3 separate regions of the Mus musculus genome follow, and all the other regions are linked to region 1. A link is a loop called in an ENCODE intact Hi-C map of the cell type or tissue named here. Cell type or tissue: left cerebral cortex. All regions are shown on one strand.

Evidence for each region. Peaks named below come from ENCODE experiments on the same cell type or tissue, not always from the same donor. Only the 100,000 strongest peaks of a DNase experiment are listed, where the experiment ranks them.
Region 2: a loop joins it to region 1, with 5 times the contacts of the local background. A loop is called at or near these places in 2 of 42 quality-filtered maps.
Region 3: it touches region 1 in a loop (8-fold over the local background); 7 of 42 quality-filtered maps call a loop at or near these places.

Annotation. Positions count from the first base shown.
Region 1 is chr9:94,532,235-94,540,234 of GRCm38, reverse strand. Dipk2a (divergent protein kinase domain 2A) reads left to right here and starts at 2,154. Exons shown (of 3, transcript NM_001033145.2): 1 at 2,154-3,016. The coding sequence starts at 2,360. In left cerebral cortex, CTCF peaks have their summits at 1,744, 3,008 and 5,277 (motif pointing right); DNase peaks (open chromatin) are centred at 3,005, 4,700, 5,240, 6,372 and 6 more places; H3K4me3 peaks cover 6,853 bases; H3K27ac peaks cover 3,809 bases.
Region 2 is chr9:94,297,325-94,305,324 of GRCm38, reverse strand. No RefSeq gene overlaps it. Among named protein-coding and RNA genes, the nearest start is that of Gm24200, 17 kb to the right of the region's middle. In left cerebral cortex, no CTCF peak of the experiment used is centred here; DNase peaks (open chromatin) are centred at 3,625, 4,221, 4,733, 5,182 and 3 more places; H3K27ac peaks cover 296 bases.
Region 3 is chr9:94,666,218-94,674,217 of GRCm38, reverse strand. Slc9a9 (solute carrier family 9 (sodium/hydrogen exchanger), member 9) reads right to left here and starts at 4,326. Exons shown (of 16, transcript NM_177909.5): 1 at 3,982-4,326. The coding sequence starts at 4,156. In left cerebral cortex, CTCF peaks have their summits at 4,094 and 5,363; DNase peaks (open chromatin) are centred at 3,775, 4,294, 4,938 and 5,366; H3K4me3 peaks cover 2,670 bases; H3K27ac peaks cover 2,443 bases.

The DNA.
Region 1 (8,000 bases):
TACACTGTTCTTATTTAAAATAATGATCAAGAACTCTGGCTTGCAGTTTACAATCCATTAGCTAAAAGCATCCTGTGGTTTACTGGAAAGTGGAGAAAAATACATTAATACTTACTGATCTTTTCCAATCTCTGAGTTTATCTTATGTGTCTCCAAAACTTTTTTCTGTTGCAAAAGTTATTAAATTCTTGAAGACTATCTTAATATCTAGAAGTTTTAATTGCAACAACTGAGTTTGATGTGTCATGTTTCTAAATCCTCACTTCACTCTTAGGAGAGGGACTAAGGCAGAAAGGCCACCACTGACTCCCTAAATTCAGAGCTGTTAAAATATAAACTAGTTTTAAGCAAAGCAATTTGTGTTGAGTAAAATAACCTTGTTTGTTTACACTGATAAAATGCAGAAAGAATATTTTGATTTTGTTTTTAAAGTGATTCCACACATTGTCTAGCATGTAGACGGGGTGTTGAAGACAACACACAGGTTAGTAATTATTCGCTTCGTTTACAACTCTGCCTCAGCAGCACAAATGAACCATGCAGTTCTAGTCTCCAGTCGCTCCAGACACTCCAGAGGAAACTTCATTTGAGCCTTTGCTTACATAACCTTATTGTATGGATTTGGGGGATGCTTGATGAGCAAGTTAAATCAAATTTCTGCCAAAGGAAACATGGGATGCTCTTTTTCTATCAGCCAAATTTCTCAGCCATTTTGCATAAGCCTTTGAAGGCTAACATCTTAAAATTTGTATTCTGTAGTAGCCTGTAAAAATCACCACCACGTTGAAAATTTCTTCCAAAGACTGAACTCCTACATCACCAAACACAAAACGTTGACCTTACCCGTATTCTTCCAGAAGCGAGTCCTCATGCTACAATCAAATACAGAAAATTCGGGAAAGTGATTCACGATCTTGTATAGATAAGTCTCACTGTCTCAGTAGTTACTCTTTGCATACCCGTTACTACTTACTATGATTTTCCTGTTTGACCTCTAAAAATCAGCGCAGTAAAAGTATATTTAACAGCGACCAGGAATTAGCTAGCTATCCACTCGACCAACAATCACAGGAGTGCTAAAAGTTAAAGAAAAAAAAAGTATTCTAATAGAACATATTTTGAAGTTACTGCTGAAGATCCCAGACCTTCTAAAACTTAACCCCACGCGCGTTAGGCCAGGTTATTTCCGCAGTCTGCTGTTAGGAGCTGGTTAGACCGCACAGGTGCGGCACCTGACGGCCTGGCTCCCTGGGGTCATCGCCACAGCAACGCGTCCTGGCCGCAAGGCAGGCCTGGGCCCAGCCTGTGAAGCATGGGGGAACCGGGCTCCTCGGGGACCCGGCGGGCGGCGCCGGTGAGGAAGGACCTCATCCCGCCAGTGCTCACTCAGCGAAACCGTAACTCAGCCTCCGCAGATACATCGCCAGCCCTGCAGCGGCATTCCGGTCCCTAACCGCTGGCCCACTGTCTGCCCGCAGGCCCTACGGCGGCACAAAGCGCGCGACCCAGAGGTCCCGCCAGTCAAAAGAACAAGCGCGCGCCACACCATATAAGGCCCGGAGCGGGCGGCCAGGCCCCGCCCCCAGGACCTGGCCCGGCCCCACTCCAGCCCCGCCCCCAGGCTTCGGCCCCACCTCCTCCCGCTCCCAGGATGGGCCTCTCTGCTCCCGCTTGCCTCCGCCCTCTCCCTTCCAATGACCTTCCCACAAAGGCCTCCGGGGCGCCTGTGTAGCCCGACAGTCACCCCAGAGTAGCCGTTACTGAAGGTCTCCGGTGGCGGAGCTGGCGAGCTCCGCCCTCCCGGGCGCGCCCTCCACCCACCCTCTCCACCGCCTCCCCGCGAGCTCGCGCTGACGCTTCCCGGGGGCGCGCTCGCCCCGCCCCCGGCCCCGCCCCTCGCTCTCGGGCGTGCCCGCGCGTGGGGGCCCCGCCGCATCCTCTCCTCCCCTCCTCGCACCGTAGCTTCTCGAGTGTGAGGCGTCCGGGACTCCTCACTCGCCCCCGCGCGCGCTGCTCGCCCGGGACCCAGCAAGGCGCAGCTCAAGCGTCCCGGGCGGGAGTGCGCGTGCGCGCGACCGCGGCTCCCGCGCTCCCTCCTCCCCCCCCCCCTCCCCGCGCCTCTATAACTTGGCGGGCAAGGAGGCGGCGCCCGCGGAGTCGGAGGGCGGGGAGCTCGGAGGAGGGCACCGGGAGTTGTGGAGACAGCCGATCGGGAAGTCGCCGCGCTCGGCCGGCGCAGCCCGTCCTCGGGTTCCTTCGCTGCCGCCCTCCGTCTGCGCCGCGGGCCTCGGCGCCGTGGGGCGGCCCGGCGGGGTGCGCTCGCCCGCCCCGGCCCCGGCCGCTGCCGCGCGCGGGCGGGATGTGGCGCCTGGTGCCCCTGAAGCTGGGCCGCCTGTCCCGTGCACTGAAGCTGGCGGCGCTCGGCAGCCTGTTGGTGCTGATGCTGCTGCACTCGCCGTCGCTGCTCGCCTCCTGGCAGCGCAACGAGCTCGCCGACCGGCGCTTCCTGCAGCTCAATAAGTGCCCGGCGTGCTTCGGCACGAGCTGGTGCCGCCGTTTCCTCAACGGCCAGGTGGGCTTCGAGACGTGGGGCCGCCTGCGCCTGCTGGACTTCCTCAACGTGAAGAACGTGTACTTCGCGCAGTACGGCGAGCCCCGCGAGGGCGGCCGCCGGCGCGTGGTGCTCAAGCGCCTGGGTTCGCAGCGCGAGCTGGCGCAGCTCGACCAGAGCATCTGCAAGCGGGCCACCGGCCGGCCGCGCTGCGACCTGCTCCAGGCCATGCCCCGCACCGAGTTCGCGCGTCTCAACGGCGACGTGCGGCTGCTCACGCCGGAGGCGGTGGAGGGTTGGTCGGACCTGGTGCACTGCCCCTCGCAGCGCCTGCTGGACCGCCTGGTGCGCCGCTACGCGGAGACCAAGGACTCGGGCAGTTTCCTGCTGCGTAACCTCAAGGACTCCGAGCGCATGCAGCTGCTGCTCACCCTGGCCTTCAACCCCGAGCCGCTGGTGCTACAGGTAGGCGCGGGCGCGGGGCTCTTCGACGCCAGAGGGAGTGCGTCCCCAACTCTCCCAAAATGCCTCTTCGCGAGTTTCCTTCCGCCCTCCCGCTCGTCCCAGTCTGGATGCCAGTGTCAGTGCGATAGCGAGCCCTTGTACCTCTTTCCGAGGACTTGGGCACCCTGGGCACACGTCCTTTGCTGTCCCGCCTGGCTAGCCTAACTTCCCCGAGTCTGTCTTTGTTTTATTTCTTAGATCATCTCCCTGTTAGTCAATCAGCTAGTTCTGGGACCAGGTGGGAAAGATGAGATCAGAGAGTGGGGTGGTGGTAAAGTGAAGGGAGCTAATTCGTGACTCGTGCTTTGCGTGGAATTAGAAGCTAGGAAATGGGGGAAAGAGTTAGATTTGGGCTGGGAAGGCTAAAGGCCAAGACGGACTTTTGCATCCTGATGCTGTGGCCTGCCCTAGTCATATGGTAATCCGGTTAAGGAAGGAATTAAAGTGTTTTTTTTTTTTTTTTTTAGGTTGGAGCTAGGATCTAAGGAAAAGGGTTTTGGCCTCTAGCCCAACTGACTTATTTGCTTTTTCTTGACTTCATTTCGAAAATAAACGTGCCTTTTAGGAGGATAGAATGGAATCGTTTTACTGGTGGCGGCAAGAAGAAAATAGATAAGAGAAAGGAATCCGGTTTATTTTTGGAGTAATTTGTTTCAAACACCCCCCCCCCCCCCGCTAAAGTGCTGTGCCCTTGGGCAGCGATTGTCCAGTAGGTGTGTGATCTCTCTTGGCTGCAAGAAAAGTTACCAGTTCTAAACGTCAAGTGCTAGGGAAAGTGAGTTTAAATTAACCACAAGTAATTGATTGTATAGTTCACGCCCTTTCTCCGCTAAGAATGTCACTAATGGCTAGAGGGTTTGGACCTTGTTTCTGTTGTTGATTAAAGTATGAATAGGAATGTACTCTATTGGTGGCTTTTTTTTTCTTTCAAGTTTTCTGCGTCTTAGTCAAGAGAAATCAGCCTTGATTAGTTCAGCCAAGCATCCTTAACACGAGTATTTGATCAGCTGAAGTTCTAATGTGAGCCTTAATAAAATTTCAAGTTGCTGTTAAGATATATGTGATAGGTTAATTTTAAAGTTCAGATGGTTTAATAAGTACTGTTTTATCTCTGATCAGTGTAAATTCAGTTAAGCTTACTTTGCAGGATTATTCTATTCATTAGTTTAGATTAGCGAGTCTCTAAGTATGACCCCCCCCACCCACTCCCACAAGCCCCCACCTCTCCAAGCTGTATTTATGTTAGCAGGTACTGACAGCACTTAGTAGTGTAATTGACTGTAGTCGATAGTCAAAAATCTCTGAGGTCCCAAAATTTAGCACTGAACTTAAGGTATATACAGTTTTTGCATTTTAAATACTGAGTGCCTATTGAGCGATTTTTATAGGGTTGATTCTAGGTATGGATGCATTAGGAACAACTAATATTAAGATTAAACATTGTGTTTTCTTCTTTAAAAACATAGGCATCTGAACTTGAGAAACTGGTAATTTCCACACCACAAAGCTGTCTCTTACCGGGAGTTTTTATGTCTTCACACTCCTGGCGTTTTCAGCCTGTTGTGCAGTTGAGATAGTCAAATGTGTTGTGACTTTACATTTTTCTCACTTTATTTGAAGCCTAATGCCTAAATTTTTCTGAGTGGATGATTGCGTAGAGTACAGGATAAATGTGAGAAAATGTCTACTAGATTGAGGCATTCATAAATTGCATCAGTAGTTTAGTCAGCCCAGCTCCCAGGGGTAGTCCTGATGCTTCATTATGCTACATACTTGTTAAAGACACACTTTGGAGTTTTTACTACCAGTGGAACAGTGCCTTTTTTTTTTTTTTTTTTTTCCTTAACCCGAGGAGGTGGAGCTTAACCTAAAATTCTCCTGAGTAGATGCTTCCCTTACAAAAACACTTGATCTTTGGTAGTGATTTTGAAAGTATGTGTGGTGTGATTGTGAATCAGTAAGTTAAAAGTATATCCAGATTTGTAATCAAGAATACTGTTTTTGTATGGTAAATCAGATCATCATGTATGTTACTTGTTAGCTATGCAAACTGTACATTTAGTGGTACAGTTTCTATAAAGCCTGCTGTCCTGGTACTAATAGAAAAGCCACTCACAGTTGCTTCTTTACTTTTTTGCTTCATATTGTTTTAAAGTGTTTTTAAGGAGCCAGTGCTTCACAACTTAAAGCTGAACTCACCTTTCACTTTTTTCCAGGAGAGGGAGCCACCTAATGAATTTTTGGATGCTGGATGATGACAAACTAGATTTATAAATTTTCTATTGTCTAAAATTTTAGGGGAAAAAAAAAACCCTGTGGATTTCCATTATCAAATTGTTCTTCACAAAAGTAACAGAGTAATGATGCTTTTAAGTAATTAATTACTTTTTAAAAATCCCCTTTTGTTTAAGGTACTAGTGAAACAGATGAAAATGTAGATCAGTTTAATTCATTAACTGTTAGATGTTAAGAAACAGTAAAACATGAAATATCTGTTATGGCCTGAACAGGGAAGTGGAAGGTGCTGTCTGTTACACATGCATACACACGTGTGTTAAACTGCAGTTGTGCTGTCAGTGTTGCAGTGTGAAACTGAGAGTGCAGCCCCTCCTGTTGTTTAATGGTCTTAACAGTTATGGAGCGTGTCTGTGTCTGGCTTCTAGGAAAAGTTGTTCTGCAGTGGACAAGACAGTTCTCAGAACCTTTATCATGTCAGAAACCTTTTTCCTTTACATTTTTACTCATCAAGAGGTGTATCCCTCATGCCTAGCCGGCCCTCATCCTGTGGAAGGAGGAGTACCCAGAGTGGGGTTTGTTGGTTTTTGTGTGTGTGATAACAATCTTAGGTCATTAAAAATGGAAGGTAGACATTGGAAGGTAACTTCTCTGCTGGTGTTTGTGCTTGCTACCTGTTCTTGAACAGGTCAGGATGGGGAGTGTCTGGAGATTCTGAAAGTCAGCCACTATCTGTGACTGACCAAGGAGCACTGGCAAGAAAACCCTTGGTTGTTTTAGGGGGAAGAGCCAAGAATATGTTTAGCTGTATTATATATTGGTTGAACTATATTTGCCTTCCATTTTCTGAATCATAGATTTAATAGGACTTAATTTTTATAGTATGCAATTATCATTGTTTGCTGTGGCTTTTAAGCTTTCCTTTTACTTGTAAAAGGCAAAATATTATATACAGGGCATTTGTGTGGGGTTTGCATGACCAGCAGAGAGTAAATGCTAGTGTAGGGATAGAGGGTGACTGTAATCACCTGGTATATTCCGGAAACACACAGAGTGTGGCTGCTGACAGGCTGAACTGAACCACAGCTCTGCTGATCTCATCCGCTCTGACAGCCACTGGAAGGTCGTAGAGAGCACAGAGTAGAGCTTTCTCTTAGCAGCAGCCTGAGTTCAGGACGGTGTACCTCTTGGTGCCTTGCTAAAAAGAACTTTTTGAACTAGACAAAGAGGATTATGACCATTGAGAGAAAGGTTGGGATAACATTTTTTTGTTGTTGTTTAATGAAATAACTATTTTCTCCTAAATAGGTCTATTGAATCAGTTCCTTTGATTCTGCCCTATTGGGGGGACTCTCAAATTCTTGATTTGAGAAATCTGTTTTTCCTTGTTGGTGTTTGTTTTCTAAGTTTAGCTTTAACTAATGGATTTAATTAATCTCTTCTAAAAGAGAACTAGACTGGGGTGCTAGGTCTCTGCTGGGGTGTGAATTTGAGGCCAGATCAAACAATCTTTCAAGCTTTTCTAATATCTAAATTTTACACATGTGTACTCAGATTTCAAAACAAAAGTCCTGTTAAGGAAGAGAAAAATAAGGGGCCAAGCGTCTTGTTTAGCATTAGTTTCAGAATGGATGTTTTCACCTTGGAAGTTTTAGGCAGTGGGCTGTGGCTCCTTCCTTTTTTCCCTCTGGCAGCTGATTTAATAACTGCATTCCTGTGTTTAGGCTCAAAACACACTAGAGGTTGTTGCTTTGGTTTTGTTTTTGTTTTGTTGTTTTTTTTTTTGTTTGTTTTGTTTGTTTTTTTTTTTTTTTTTTGGTGCTCAGCATTCGTCTTCCTGCTTCAGCCTCCAGTGCTAGGGCTGCAGCTGTGCATTCCATACCCTGCAGTGCCGAGGAGAGCACTTTGTAATCTTAAAATCATATGTTTTGTGTGTGTGTGTGTGTTTGCATTTGAGGTTTCATGGACATGTTTGACACTTGACTAAACCTCATAAAAATACAAATGGACATAACAAAAAACATTTTGTATATCTCAGGTCCAAAATTAAAGGGACATTTTATTTATTTATTTATTTATTTATTTATTTGGGAAAACCAGTGAAACAGACACCCTTAAGGAAGCATGCCTCCATATTTGTACTGCATGGGGTGGTGGGGGTAGTTAGTTATTCTGCCTTACAATTGGTCCTTACACTTGTTGCTGGAAATAGTGATCTTTTTGTCTTTGTTGCTGGTTATTCTGTTTCCTGTGGGCTGGGCTTTAGTGGCTAGTTAGTTATCCAGAAGATTGTAAGATTGGTTTTTGTTCAATTTTTTTTTTTTTTTTAAACCTTGTGGCTGCTCTGGCCTACTACTGTCATTGATTGCTACTGAGTTCCACAGATTTCTGACTTTGATTCCTGGACCTTCCATTCAACTATATAGAAAACTAATAATAGCCTTGAGGATGTAAAGACTTACATTTCTTATATGTGCAGTGAATGTTGAACCATTGTGAAGTGAGTCTAAGCCGGGGGTAATTATCCATCCTCATTATAAAGCTTGGAAAGTTTTGGTTTGGGCTGTGAACTGTTGATCTTTCTGCCTCACTTCTCAAGTCCCAGGGCTACAGGCATGTGCCACCAAGCCTAGCCTCTGGGAAGTTTTAAAAATTATATATTAAAATCATCCAATTCACAAGTTGCAAAGAAGAAGTTATCTATGAAATA
Region 2 (8,000 bases), 230 kb after region 1:
AATTCTCAACAAGAAAAGAACTTCCAGGGCAATCACCATCCCTGACCTCAAGCTGTACTCCAAAGCAATAGTGATTAAAAACTGCATGGTATTGGTACAGAGACAGACAGGTCAATTAATGGAATAGAATCAAAGACCCAAAAATAAACCCACATACCTATGGACACTTGATCTTTGACAAAGAAGACAAAACATACAATGGAAAAAAAATCATCTTTAGTAAACGGTGTCGGTCTATGTAGGAAAATGAAAATAGACCCATATTTATCACTTTACAAGAAGCTCAAGTCTAAGTGGATCAAGGACCTCAACATAAAACCAGATACACTGAATCTAAGAGAAGAGAAAGAAGGAAAGAGCCTTGAACTCAGTGGCACAGGTGGGAAATTTCCTGAAGAGAACACAATGGTTCAGGCTCTAAGATCAACAATTCAACAATTGATAAATGGGTCCTCATGAAACTGGAAAGCTTCTGTAAAGCAAAGGAAACTGTCAATAGGATAAATTGGTAACCTACAGATCGGGAAAAATTCTTCACTAACACTACATCCAACAAAGGGCTAATATCCAAAATATATGCAGAAATCAAGAAGTTAGACTTTTGGTATAGCATTGGAAATGTAAATGAGCTATATACCTAATAAAAAATGGAAAAAAAAGAAGTTAATCTCCTTAAGACCAAATAACCCAATTAAAAATGCGGTACAGAGCTAAACAGAGAATTCACAATAAAGGAATCTCAAAATGGTTGAAAAGTACTTAAATGTTCAAAGTGATCAGAAAAGCACAAATCAAAGTGACCCTGAGATTCCACCTTACACCAATCAGAATGGTTAAGATTAAAAACTCAACCTACAGCACATGCTGGTAAGGATATGGAAAAAGAGGAACATTCCTCCATTACTGGTGGGATTGCAAACTGATACAACCATTCTGGAAATCAATCTGGTCGTTCCTCAGAAAACTGGAAATAGTTCTACCTGAAGACCCAGCTATACCTCTCTTGGGCACATACTCAAAAGATTTCCCAACATACCACAAGGACAAATGCTCCAATATATTCAATTCCTTCCTTCCTTCCTTCCTTCCTTCCTTCCTTCCTTCCTTCCTTCCTTCCTTCCTTCTTTCCTTCCTTCCTTTCCTCCTTTCTTTCCTTTTTAAAGATTTATTTATTTATTTATTTATTTAATGTATGTGAGTATTCTGTTTTTTTTTTTTTTTTTTTTTCAGACACACCATAAGAAGGCATTGGATCACATTACAGATGATTGGGAGCCATCCTGTGGTTGCTGGAATTTGAACTCAGGACCTCTGGAAGAGCAGTCAGAGCTCTTAACCAGTTAGTCATCTCTCCAGTCCTAGCTTCTTCCTTCCTTCCTTCCTTCCTTCCTTCCTTCCTTCCTTCCTTCCTTCCTTCCTTTCTTCCTTCCTTCCTTCCTTCCTTCCTTTTTCTTTCTTTCTTTCTTTCTTTCTTTCTTTCTTTCTTTCTTTCTTTCTTTCTTTCTTTCTTTCCTTCTTTCTTTCTTTCTCTCTCTCTCTCTCTTTCTTTCTTTCTCTCTTTCTCTTTTTTTTCTTTTTGTAATAATTTCAATGCTTAATCTTTTTATCTTTTCTTTATTTTGTGTGCATTGGTATTTTGTCTGCATGTATGTCTATGAGGGTATCAGAGCCTGTGCAAATGGGTTCCAGACAGGTGTGGTTTCCCATGTGATTGCTGAGAATTGAACCCAGGTCCTCTGGAAGAGCAGCTATGGCTGAGCCATCTCTACAAAAACCTAATTTGATTTCTTTAATTTCAGCACTATGATAATTCAGAAATAGAATAGACTTCATAAAAATATATTATTAATTATTTAAATTATGCAAAAGTAAAGGAAATTAGAAAAACATTAGGGCTAACATTCATGAACTTCAGGATGAAAGAAGCAAATGCTTTCTAATGATTTAGAATAAAAATCAGTGCACACACCCCAATGCCCTTCCTACACTCAGTCTTTCAGACAGCATCTTCCAAGTCAACCCTAACCTCAGGGTTTTGTATTATCTCCTACAGAGAGCACAAATGTGATGTCTCCTTGAAAATGCACATGCTTCACAAATACATGCCTGGAGCTTCGATCTTGTTCCATCTTCTTTACTCAAATGATTTGTCATAACTATAAACAAATAAAACTATTGCTTTATTTTTTCTGCCAGAGGTTTATTTCACTCCTTATAGCTAGACTATAGTATTATATTACACAAATAAATAATAGTTGCCTATCTTCTTCTAACCAAGAAGCATAGTGATTTTCATGTTCACCATAAGTAACAGTGTTGCAGTAAAATACGGAGGATTTATCTTGTTATAGGAGAATGAGGTGACCTCTGTCTATTTCAGAAACAAGTATTTTCCAAAAGGGAAGTGTCTTGTGGGTGTTTTTGAGTCGTGGGTGGAAGACTCTGGGAATTGGCAGAGTTCTTTGTCCCCAGGATACCCAGAGGTTCTCTTTTATAAGTATCTGTAGGCAGGTGTTTGCTCTGTGTATCCTTGGAACTCAGCTTTGCTCCCACATCCTGTGTATCTCAGACTAATTTTGGGGGAAAAATAGTGATATGTAAAAGAAGAAGTAGCTACGCAGTCAATCTTGGCTTAAATTTAGAGTGCCACACGAAAGATAGCTGCAGACAAGGTGTAGGAGGAAGGTGGGCTTCATAGCAGGGAGGCTATTTCCTCCTGGTAAAGCATGGATAATTTTAGAGAACATTTTTTATTCTTTCTTTAATTATGTTTGGTCTGCTCTGTTATGTGCTCACTGCTCATACGATCGAGATCTCTGGCTCCAAGTGGAAACATAACATCGGGGACAACCCAAAGTTATAAAATTGATGAGCAGTCCAGGATATGAAAGAAAGAAAGATGTCACATGAAAGAAAGTCATACCAGTGCCCCTTCTCTGTTAATCAAAATGGGCTTGCCAATCACCTGGGTGTGGAAGTTAAGTGGGCTTCTTTCTACCAGTTCCATGCTCCCAGAAATAACACTTGGGCTCAAAATATATTTACAAACACCTTGGCCATATTCAGCTCTTCTCTGACTAGAATCATAACTTCAGATAACTCATTCATTTTAATCCATATTCTGCCTTGTGGCTGGTTACTTGTGCTCAGGTACTATGTGTCTGTCTCCTCACACCTGTCCTTGTAGATCTCCCAGCTGGCTCTATTCCAGAATCCTTTCTGCTTTCCATATGTTCCACTTCCCAATTCCTGCCTAAAACATAGCCGATAGGCTTTTAAATCAACCAGTGATGCACAATACACAATACAACACACAAGATATTCTCTTGGCACATAGGCAGGAAAATGCCCTATTATGAAAGCTGGTTCTGGGGACTTTAGGAAATAGCACAAAGCCCATTTAGCATGTAAGTTGGAGAAATGGTTTCTTTGGAAGGTGACTGCTCTCAGCCTTGGGAGTCTGCATTGAGTCTGCATTAACACTCCACCACCTATCCCCTACAGTTTGCTCTGTGTGTTTGAATTCTCTTTACAGAGAGTGCAAGGTTGTGGGAGCCAAGGTGAGACCAGAGTGAGATCCCAGAGTTGTTAAGTCGTTTTGGTACAGTACTAAGTAGAATGCCCCCAGTGCCCATTTTCAGTAGCCACATGAACATCAAAACCCAGTTTATCTGGGTATTGTACTGCTACTGTTCCTCTGACACCTTCGGTCTCATTTCATACACATATAATATTGATTTTCATACCCTCTTGATATTTATAATCGAAGGCATACCCCTATTCCACCTTCAAGTTAAGCTAAGTGTTGAAAAGTAGCATTGCATTTTCCCATCTTTTATAAATAGAAGCCTTTTAAATGTAATTTTGTACTTTGCCTTTTCTACTTGTTATTTAAAAAAAAAAAAGAAGAAGAAGACAAGGAAGAAAATTCACTTTATAAAGTCACTGTAAACCAGCGAACTAACAGCTTGAGAGATTTGAGAAGTCTTTTTTTGCATACAAATTAGGAGCTATTTTACTGTTTGCATTTGATGAAGTAGTTGCGTTCACTTTCTGTTTGGTTTGAGTTCAAGAATGTATGTGAAGAAGCAGAAAAGATGATGTCATGATGGCTGATATAAAGCAAGCCAAACAAGGCGCTTCAAACTCCAGCATTATCACAACCTCAAATCAATTGAGTTCTTTTTATAGTAAGAAAATACTGTTAATATAACTTAAATGTCAGGACTTGAACCTGTGTAGTGTCAGAGCTAAGCTGCTCAGATCTAACCTGTTTGTGCTAAGCACCTCCTGTTAGCATCCAACAAACTGGGAAAGGTCTGCAGTCACCCCAGTACTTGAAATAGCACTGGTCTCCACAAGGCAAAAATCCTTTCTCTTTTGCTGAATCCGGAGCCCAGATGTCACTTTCATATAATATGAAAATACGTAGTGGTATTGGCAGGGGAAGAAGGTGATTAAAACTGGAATCAGAGTTTTTTGATTATAGCAGGCATTTCAACACCTTTATTGCTGCAGAATTTCAAGCTGTTGTCTACCAGCCTATACTAAAATTGATGTGAAAAACTTTACAGTGCTTGATGAAATTTTCACCAAATTTTTTTTTTTTTGTAAAAGTTACAACAGAAGTCATTTTGTGACGTGCTAGCAAGCATTGTTAGTGGGGGCAGTGGCAGAGGCCTGAGAGTTTAATGCATTCTGGGAAACTACCACTTGGCAAAGTCCTTCTGTGGTTGTTTTATAGTGTGGAGCTTCACTCTGCAATAAAAATAAAACCAAATTCATTTGGGCTCAGTCTTTTTGTTGCTTTATTTAATTTTCACTTTGGCGTGTGGCCCTTAAAGCTTTAACAGGGCCAGTGTGGCTCTGGAAGTGCTTACTAATTCAACGTGGTTAATGGCTTCCATGGCCAAAGCCAACTCAGCAGTTTAGTCTCATTCTGTCTTTCTTTCTCTTCTCTTTGATTTTCCTTCTGGTGGGAAACCTCTACATGGGGCAACCTATTATCAGTCGATGTTTTCTTGACTTTTGAGGTAACTGCCTTAAACTTTCTGGCCTGCAAAGGCGTGGAGATGCCTCTGAACCATCTCATACTATGGCAGAGGAAAGAAAAGTGTTTGCTTTTTTGAAAGTCCTTTCAGCATCTGCAGCATGATGCACACAGCTTGCTGTGAAGTGCAGATTCAGTTAGGTTCAGAGAACCCAAAAGGAATTAGTGTGTGTGTGTGTGTTTCTCAGGTGTGCAGGTTTGTGGAAAGAATAGTCACACTGGCATTGGGCAATCTATCCTTCAACTCCTGGGACCTAAGAATGTTCTAAGTACAATTCCTAACAGCATTGAGAAGTTCACGATGGAGTGTTTTGTGCTCACACACAGGCACATAAGTGAAATGTCAGTCTGTTTCATCTGTTTTGCCCATTTGAGATGCTGTGTCTCCCCAACCCCCGCCCAGGGGTGGCTGTGGTGTTTACCACTGCATAGATGTGTTGGTTGACCTGAGAGCTTCCAGGAAATCAGCTGCCTGCTCTTCCCATCTCACTGTAGGTGCACCAGGATTACAGATGTGCACAACTCTGCCCAAATTTTACATGGGTTCTGGGGATTTGAACTTAAGAAGGTATACTCAAGCTGTTGTGACAAGTGCTTAATCTGAGCAGTTACTTCAGCCCAGCCATGAGGTAATTGTTCTACATGTTAATGATTGACTTGGCAGGTTTTAGCCATAGATTCCCACATTTCTTCAAATGTATGCTCCTTTAACTTTATCCAAAGCAATATCAGTAAAAATAAAAAATAACAAATAATAAATAAAGAAATAAATGTACCTTTTTTTTAACACCTTAAAATAAGTACAGAAGTAGCAGAAGTATCTCTTAGACATTGTGAACAATGATGTTATGCTCAGGTGAAGCTGACCACCATAGCTTTAATTGTGCTAGTCTATAATTCCCAGCTGCTGTAGCAGAAACGTTTATCCAATTAGCATTGTGACATCCTCGCTCTATAGTGTGATGTCTGGCACATGGCAAAGGAGATCTAAATTATCTGAAAATTGTCCTGAAGTGTGTTTCTTGTTTACTTGGAAAAAAAAATCAAATGGAGAGGAGACTACTCCTTCCTCTCAAAGGAATGCCTCTATCCTACATAGCTGCCGCTTCCCTTCCTAGCAGTGAATGAAAATTTCAAGAGCTTCAAGATTACATGATCTGCTTACCCAGATGACTGCAAAACTATCCAGAGTCAACTCTGTTCTGCCTGATTCTACAGTGTTCTCATTATCAGCAATCTTCATATCTGCCAAAAATTCATCATTCCCTTCCTTTTGCTCTCTCTCTCTCCCTCTCTCTCTCTCTCTCTCACACACACACACATACACACACAGTGATTATACCCTTTCCTGAAATCTTCACCATTATGTCATCATGTTCTAGTCCTGGGATGTCTGAAAAGATCAGGACCATCTTGTCTCAGAATCCTAGACTTGGTTTGTAAGTTCTTTGGACATATGCATTAGTGTTTTGAATATTCTCAAACTTTCTTTCTGTAATAAGTTGGGACACAGCTGGTATTAGCATATGCACTATCATGTTCTGTTAAAACACAGCCCTCCCCCTTACCCGAGTTCAGCACACCTTAGTACACAGTGCCCAGTGCTTAGCCCACCACCCTACACAGTCAGTGATTGTTGGCACCATGGCTAAAGGAAAAACAAAGGCACAAAGCTGGTGAAAGAATAAACAGCTGGAAAAAATTTCACAGTTGTTTTCTGTTTAATAGAATAATGAGCCAGTAAAGAACAGAAAACAACAACTAAAATTAAATTTTCTGATACTTTCAGGGAATGAGTTATTCTAGAGTATCAAATTTCCTGGACAGGAGAAACTTTGAAGCATCTGTTTACTTTTGTGTAAATTCTTCCTAAAATGGTATTTTACTTTTTCAGTTTGTTACATTGAGTCGATTGCATGTAATTTAACCTTGTCCCGAATACCTAGTAATAAAAACAGTATCTTAGTCAAACAATTAAAATGATATGTAGAGCTAGATATTTCAGGGACTTCCTTTGAGAAATTTTTGATCGGGTTGTGAACGTCATGTGTATAACTCAGAGGTCCTAAGATAAAAGAGCTTTGGCAACCTTCTCTGTCTCCTTCATTCTCTTGCAGGGTTTCTCTTGCAGGGATATTGTTCTAGAGACACACTGTTAGATAGGTGATACCGTTTGTTTAGGAATGGCAAGTTTATCCTGGTGTTTACATCCTAGCTTTAGTACTTGACTCTTCATCTTGCCCTGGGTTTGCAGAACAATATATACCCATTTATGCTCTGATTTGAAATATTTTCATATCTTCTTTAGGGACTGCATCAGTCGCAGATTTAAGACTTAACTAGTAAATGTTTGTTGAGCACACAGTATTGGCAGGTGTCCCACGTTCTTAAATTTTTACATCACTCCAGCCTCTATTACAACTGGATGAAATGGTGGTCTTGCTGTCACATTTTATACATGGCAAACAAGTTTGGTGATGATGGTGATAGAAAAGGTGTGTGGCCTTTGCTTGCTTATTTTATTTATTTATTTATTGCTTGCTCTTTAAATATTTTATTATTTTGTTTTTAGTTATGTATATGGGGTACAGGTTGCAGAGGCCAGAGATGTCCAAGCAGGCAAGAGGAGTTGCATTATCCCTGGGGCTGGAGTTACAGGTGGTTGTAATCTGCCCATTGTGAGAACTAGGAATCAAACTTGGGTCCTCTAGAAGAACAATCCACGTTCTTAACCACTGAGCCATCTCTGAAGCTCCGGCCTTGCTCTTTCATTTTCCTCTTGTGTATTCTCTGTACATACGTGATCATCTTTGGCTCTACTCTCTGTGGTTCATTCTTTGAGATGTGTTTTACTTTGCACAAGACATCTATTCTCTGCTATTTTCTTAGCGGTCATTGATTTAAATGTATCCTTTGAAGACAGTTAAGTATAAGAATGGTAACAAGGTAG
Region 3 (8,000 bases), 130 kb before region 1:
AACTTCTGCATGAATCCAGGACAGTCTCTATATTAGATGATGGTTAAAACAAACAAACAAACAAACAAAAAATCAAAGGTAGAACTCTAAGATTTTTAAATTGTTCTGTCCTTAATCTTAAATCCCAGTCCTCAAAGGTATGCCATTACAAATGTTCTACAAGATGTGACATCCCCTAGGGAGTTAAAATGGATTCCTTGATGCTATCAGGGACCAAGGAGCAAGTGCTTTCTAATGAGTACCTCGGAGATGAATCTAGGCCCCAAATTAAGCAGCACTAAGTGTCCCAGCTGCTGTCAATCAATATTTTGACCATTAACGCTCATTCTGGCTTTTAGTCCAGTTTAAATGATTATGGCTGTTGCTTATTCTTCCATTTTGAAATAACTGGAGCCATAGGAAGTCATGCGCGACAATTACGCTTTACTGTGCCTGGCAGAGCAAAAATATTTCTACAATGACACTGCTAATTTATAAAAAGCACCCATGACCCATAATAATGAGAGAAGACTTTTTATTTTATTATTTTTTGTATAAGCAATTACTTGTATTTGGGTCTTCAGTTTTATTTCCAATCATCACAGAGGAAACTTCTTGGCCTCTACAACCCTGCATATGATATTTTAAGGTTAACGACTTGAAAATTGTTTCTAACAATAATTATGAAAGAACAGTTGAACATTCTGCTTGGTTACCTTGCTCCTTGTTTATCCTGTAACTGCTCATTTTCTAAGCCTCTGATCCCTAGAATTTTTTTTTAATTGGATTCCTAAGTACACTGATTAAATGTATCAGCATCTATTACATCTTCTAAGGGACATTTGGCACAGGTCACCAGAATGCCCTCAGGGAGGCATGTTGGGGACTGGGCTGAGGGAATACAGGTACTGTGGTGCCTGAAGAAAGTACTGCTCTCAGTATAAGGGCAAATGGTTTGTGTGAGCAGTTGATGAAGGCAAGAGCCGCAGCCAGAGAGGTAGGGGCTGGTCACCTAATTCTTTGATGAGCCCAAAGGGAAAGGCAAACTATCCGAGGTGCTCTATGGCAAGACTGGAAAGAATAAGCAGCGGTAATAATCACTTAAATGGGACTAAAAGCCAGAACAGACATTAACGGTCAGCATATTGATTAACAGCAGGATGGAGAGATCTGTCCCAGGCTACTCTAAAGTGTCTGTCTTCAGAAAACAAGAAAAAGTCTACGTTTGTCGTCTTCTCCATTGGTTTTCATTATGCCTTTAGCCAGACTACTGCAGAAACAATGTCTTGCTTCCTCAGATGGAGAAAGGGTTTACCCTGAAATTTTACTTTGTCAGACCCCCTGGAGAAGAAACTAGATGGCCAAGCCTTAAAGGTTTACAACAGGATCATATATTTGGAACATCCTCATTTCTCCACCATCCTCCCACCCCTGCTCACACACACACATACACACACTCCCTGGAATATCCCTGAAGGAAGTTACTTATTACTGTCTCAGCATCTCTGATTAAAAGACGTGCTGGACCCCAGCTCAGCACCAGCCACTACCATGACCTCCATCTAAGCCCCACTTCCTCTGCACAACGAGGATTCCATTCTCTAAGATTCCTTACAACTGTACGAACTGCTTATTCATTTACAGAGACTAAACCTTTGGAATTCTCTCCCTCTTACTACTAAAAGTTGTTCCTTAGAGTTCCTCGTTCTCCTGGGTTTTAGTTTGACTATTTCATTACATCCCTGACAGAAAGTCTACACTAAGCACTTCAGTAAAGCATTTTGAAAAAATGCTTATCCTAGAAGTCTGTGGAAGCCATCTTAATGAATTATTTTCAGAGTTTACCCTTGAAATGAACAAGAACCTCATTAACAGCTTGAAATGTATGAAAACACATGGGGAGGACTACCATGCTTGACTCTTCAGCTTGGGGAGGACTACCATGCTTGACTCTTCAGCTTGGGGAGGACCACCATGCTTGACTCTTCAGCTTGGGGAGGACCACCATGCTTGACTCTTCAGCTTGGGGAGGACTAACATGCTTGACTCTTCAGCTTGGGGAGGACTACCATGCTTGACTCTTCAGCTTGGGGAGGACCACCATGCTTGACTGTTCAGCTTGGGGAGGACCACCATGCTTGACTGTTCAGTGCAGGGACAACCATTATTAACTAAATCTAATCAAGAATTATTTAAGTCAAAGTTTAACTACTTTTATAAAACAATATCCCTACCACAGAGAAGAAAATTGATAAAAAAAAAAAAACTGTTATAATTCAAGCACATGGAGAAATCTTCCCTTCCAGTAAGGGTTTAATCTTAACTATGTGTTGTATCGCTAAAATATGCACAGCCCTTTGATCTGATGCTTAGGATGACAGTGTTTCTGGCTTCTCAGATTACACCCTGCATCTTTTTGATTATTTATTACCCAAGATAGAGAAAGCTCCTGGTAAATCGATTATGGAGAAAGGGAGAATGACTCACGTCTAGGGCTCGGCCTCTGAAAGCGCTGTGCCCTTCTCTTTTGGCCTGTCTCTCCCACCCTGAAAAGTTTTGCTGTGTGCTGTAGGACCTTCAGTACAAAGAAACTTAGTGGAGCTCTGAATTGGCTTCGAGAAAGCAAGCTGCACTACATGGCCTTAACGGTCTGTCCTACAGCTCAAGTGGCTCAAGGGTAGGCTATCTCATGCTTTCCCTTCAGGACCATTCCTTGTTAACATCAGTCCATCACACGCTTAGCACATGAAAGGTGCCCTCATCTTGTTTCCCTGGAGCCCAGACATATAAAAGGGCCTCCTCCAAAAAGAAGGAGAAGTCAAAAAGTATGTTCTTTGCTATCCGTTTTGGCAGCCCTTGACTGTTCCCATTATGTTCAAAGCTGTTACCTTTTACTTGGTAGGATAAGGGTCATGAAGTCAGTTGGTAGTGAGACAATTTGTCTCAGTACCAGCTCAGTGCTAGTGCCTTGTAGCTCATCTTAATAAACTAGATAAACCAGGCTAGTCTGTACAAACTCCATAATCACATTTTATTAAACTTCCCAAAAATGATGGATGCCATGGTAACTTGCACAGAAAGAGCATCACTTTGGGAGGTTAAACCTTAAATTAAAACCTTTTTTCCCCTCTGTAGTTTAAAGAATTGGGTGTTCTTACTTATACATATTATTCCAGCACCCAGGAGGTTGAAGCAGGAAGATCACTGTGAGTCTGAGGCCAACCTTGTCTATAGAGTGAGACCTGTCTAAAATGAGAGAGAGAGAAAGGGGGAGAGAGAGGGAGAGAGAGAGGGAGAGAGAGAGGAGAGAGAGGGAGAGGGAGAGAGAGAGAGAGAGAGAGAGAGAGAGAGAGAGAGAGAGAGAGAGAGAGAAGTGTGTGTGTGGTGTGAGAACACAAATAAGTATTATAAACAAGACCATATTAAATCAGGCTAAGCAATGGAAAATGTTAAATAGGAAATTCTTGGTTTAACACTTTTATTATCAGAAGCTAAAATAGTGTTCACAGGATGAAAAAGGATTTGGACACAATTATTCCCATTACAAGGGTGGGGTCTGTTTCTACGAGTATTTCTTCTTGAAAATAGTTGAAAGGGTATTTCCTCCATGCAGTCTGAAGCCATTCCCTTAACTTTGCCTGGCTCCTCTGGCTGCCTGTGGAAGAGGCTGCGCTGACTGACTGCATTGCCACCACAACCTACTACCATGACTAGCGCTCCATGACTCCCCGCATGACAAAGGACTGCAGCTGTCAACAGACTCACATACTGTGCTGCCTCAGAGCCTGTCACTGTGACAGCTGCTCTGTGGTCAGGCGGAATTTCTGCCGCTCCTCTGGAAAGAGGTTAGCATCCCTAACACTGCGGCACCTCTCGCTGAGCTAATGACACTTCAATCAGCATGTTCCCCTCACTTTCTGCACTTTGCCATCTGAGCACAAGTCTCTAATTACTACGCCCAGGCAACAAGTTACACATCTACCCCACCATTTACACACTCACCATACACCATCGCCCCTCCAGTCTCATGCAAGAAGCGGAATCGGTGATTTTTAAATAACCAGATTGTTAAAATGGTAAGGATGAGCAAAAAATTAAACGCGAGTAGCTCCACTGCTCCCTGGTGTTGAAAATGATCTTCATCCTTCCCTGACGTAAACCGAAGCTGCCCAGCCATTCTCCACTCGACCGACTGTGATGCTCAGAGAAATCCCTGGACAAGGGATGAGCCCTTAGATGAGGGTTGCCTAGGATAGACTGGCGCCCACAGAATTTCAGAATAAACGCTGCTACTTTGTTGCTACTTCGCAAGCAATTCAGATGGCTTAGCATTCAGACCGGCTTCTCGTTACAACTTCCTGTTTCTCTCTTAAAGCAGCCCCGTCTCTTTTCAAACTCCAGAGGGTGGTTTCATCATAAAAGATTCTGTCTTTAAATGATTCACTCTGGAAAGAGATCTTCCACACTGGTCAAATCTGCCAGCAAGATGCTGATGTCCAGACTCGTGGCCCTCCTGTTTCCAGCATGATTTCTTAGTCTGTATGCAACTGGCAAATTGTACATTGATAGTAAGACAGTTCAACCCGGCACATCAATAGTTTTCAGATTCAAAAGGGCAAGTCCAGACCCTTAACTTCACCTACTCAGGTTTCTCCCCTCCCACCACAGCCTCCCAGGGGAGGATTGACAGGTATGATTTCACAGGACTATTTCTGAAGTTGAGAGGCACAGATCCAGTGCACGATTCTCTGACTTTTTATAATTGCCGGTCAACTAAAATAATCAAAAAGAAAAGTCTAGCCCCAGTCCTTTAACGGTGCTATTTAAATTTGTTGAAGAAAAAAAGGAAGAGAGATAGAGAAGGTGGAGGATGGAGGGAAGAAGGGAGGGAGGGAGAAAAGGGAGAGGGAGGTGTTTAAGACTGGTACCTCCAGTTCTTCTGCTTCCTAGGCAAACATCAAGATTTCCTTGTCTTTACCAATCAGTCACCATGCAGCCAGGTCTGCTGTGGAGACCCCCACATCTCACCACATGGTAAAATGGACGAGTGTTAATGTCTGGCTTCTATTCTGATAGAATTAGAATTCCATTTCTGTATTGTAAGGCACCCTGAAAAAAATATGACACTAAAGGCTTTGAGACAAACACATAATAATATTATGGTCTTACAGACCTGTAACTCTAGCGTTCAGGAAGCTGAGGCAAGAGGATCGCTGTGAATTCAAGGTCTCCCTGAGCTACATAGACACTGGAAGGTAACTACCCATCGGAAAGCTAATTTCCCACTCTGGGAGAGCATCAAGCACTCCAGTGCCTCAGCCTCTTTGCTTATGCAACTCCGAGCTGGAGTTGGTTTTCTCTGTGTGCTTGGCTCAGCAGGGGGCATCTGTGTGCACAGCAGATGTTTTTACCCATGGTCCCTTTTGGCACGCATCTCTGTGATGACTAATACTGGAGTTGTCTTGAAGCCTGTCAGCTATTGCTTGCAAGCATTTGCCAGCAGCCTCACCTTCCGTATTCAAAAACCCACAGGTGAGTCGTTAGATTTACAAGATAATGCAAATTCAAAAACGAGAGAACTTCCTGGTTTTGCTGCTTTTAAGGCAGACTTGCTCTTCGATTGTCTTACCACATCTCTTTCCCTCTTCCTGTGAAGAGACCCAGGAAGTGGGTGAGAAGGAGCAGGAGATTGTTTGCCTGACTCTACAAGCTTTTCAAAAGCTTTAAGCTTGCTGTTGAAATAAGGCAGTGTAGGAAGATGAAGGAATTGTGGGTAGAGAAAGGAAGGCCTCACCTGGAAGCCTGGCCCAAGCCTGCTGCCTGGAGCATGGAGAATGGCAGCACTGTCAACAGCAGTTGGCTAGGACGATTTGGAACAAAGACAGTATTTCTCGTCCATAGAGACGCTTCACTGGGAACATTAAAATGGAAAGCTGTTTTCTTGAGGCATAAGGACACATGGCCTCTCTACCTTTCCAGTTGTAAAAGCTAGGACTCTCAAAACATCATTTACAAGCAAAAGACTGGTTCTAACTCTCTGATTCAACTCTGTAACTAATTTTTTGTTTGTTTGTTTGTTTTTTCATATTATCAGTTTACAATCCCATCCAAGGCGTCTCTGGGAAGACCGTAAATTTTCATTTGTTAAAAGAAAGGAGAGGGCTGGCGAGATGGCTCGGTTGAGTAAAGGTACTTGCTGCCAAACCTGATGACTTGAGTTCGATTCCCTGGGTCCGTGGGTTCAGTGGAGAGAACGAACCCTTGCAAGCATTCTTCTGGTCCTTCTCATGATTCAATGAGTGCTGTCCTGAGGCCAGCTGTCAGTGTTGACGGTGTCTCCCTCAACAATCTGCACTGTGGCCTTGCTCCCATCCAGCTACCTTGCTTCCTTTGTGAATCTGTGTGAACCGTGTTTTCAGTTCTTTGGATAAGAAACCTAGTAACCAGAGCTGCCTGACCCCAGACACTAACCAACAGTAACAGTTCTGGGTCCTAGTAAAACTAGAACAACTAATTACAGGAATAGCCAAGGTTCCCAACATTACTAAGTGCTGTGCTGTCTATATTAAGGAGATAGATGCTGACAGATGGACGATTATCAACTGGAAATGACGGCACTGTGCTGGCACCTGATGACGATAACCCTTCAAGCCACAAGCTCACAGGAACCTGGTTTGGAACTCAAAACACAGCGGTTGTCTTAACTAGCTTTGGATTGTGATGATCAAAAACAACTTGGCGAGGAAAGTTTATTTGGCTCGTACATCCAGATCATAGTCTCTCATAAAAGGAAGTTGGGGCAGGAACCTGGATACAAGAATTGATGCAGAGGCCACAGAGGAACCCTCCCCATGGGCTCACTTAGGACCATGTGCCCAGGAGTAACGCTACTCTGCAGAGGGCTAGGTGATCCCACATCAATCACTAATTGAGAAAATAGCACACAGACTTGCCAAACAGGCAATCTAACACAGGCATTTTGTCAACCAAGATCCCTTTTCCCAGATGACCCCAGCTAGTATCCAATTGAGAAAACAAAACAAAACAAAAACAACCAAAAAAAGCTAAGCAGCACAACTGTGGAACGCAAAGCAAGGACCCAAGAGAAACTACTGAAGCTTTCCAATCCCTTTCTCAAAACCTGTTGTGAACTGAGTTGAAGGCGCCTGTTCTACAATGCCACATGCAAGTGAGAGAGGAAAGAGAAAGGACAGAACTGCCTGACTCACTACCACCATCAGCATACCCTGCCTCAGCTTGCCCACAAAACCCAACGGCGAGAAGGAGTCAAAGAGGGGGACCTGTACTGTCAGGGTAACCTAGGGTGGAGCAGATGTTGCCCGTAGGAGGGAATGTCACCCAGTCAATGTTACAGAATCTCCAGTCACTGCTGATAGAAGAGGCTGCAGGTACAGGCTGGGGAAGCAAACTGCCCAGGTGTGGAGACACTGAGGGATTTCATGTCAGGCTCTATGAAGGATCCAGGCAAACCTGGCATTATGCCTGCCATTTAGCCTTGTTATCCCTAAGCCATCCAAGGAGCGGCAGCATTCTACCCAAGTCCTTAGGAATAAGGAGGGGCCCCTGGAACTTCAATTTTTTTCAAATCATATTTTTAATGATGGTTTTTAAACATTCTAACCTCCCTTCTAGCCCACCACCCACCAGAGATAGTGGGTAGAATTCGGGGGAAGTGGACCTGCATAGAAAGTTTCTTTGGAGCAACTCCCATCTGTGTTGTCTGGAAATCAGCAGTTCAGTTCACAGGTCAGCAGCAGCAGCAGCTCCATCCACTTGAAAACACTTCATGGATACACCAGCAGTTCAGTTCGGTAGAGTTGGTGTATATATAGCACCGCACGAATCAACAGTGGTGGCACTACCTAGCAGAAACAGCCAGGCCTCAGCCTTGGCAGGAGTTAGCAGGAGGTACTAGGAGAAGTTCTAGGCTATGCCTCTCTCAGTAAAGCAAAGCTCAGTGAAGACGAGAGACCAAGAGTTACACAGCTAACTCTATAAGC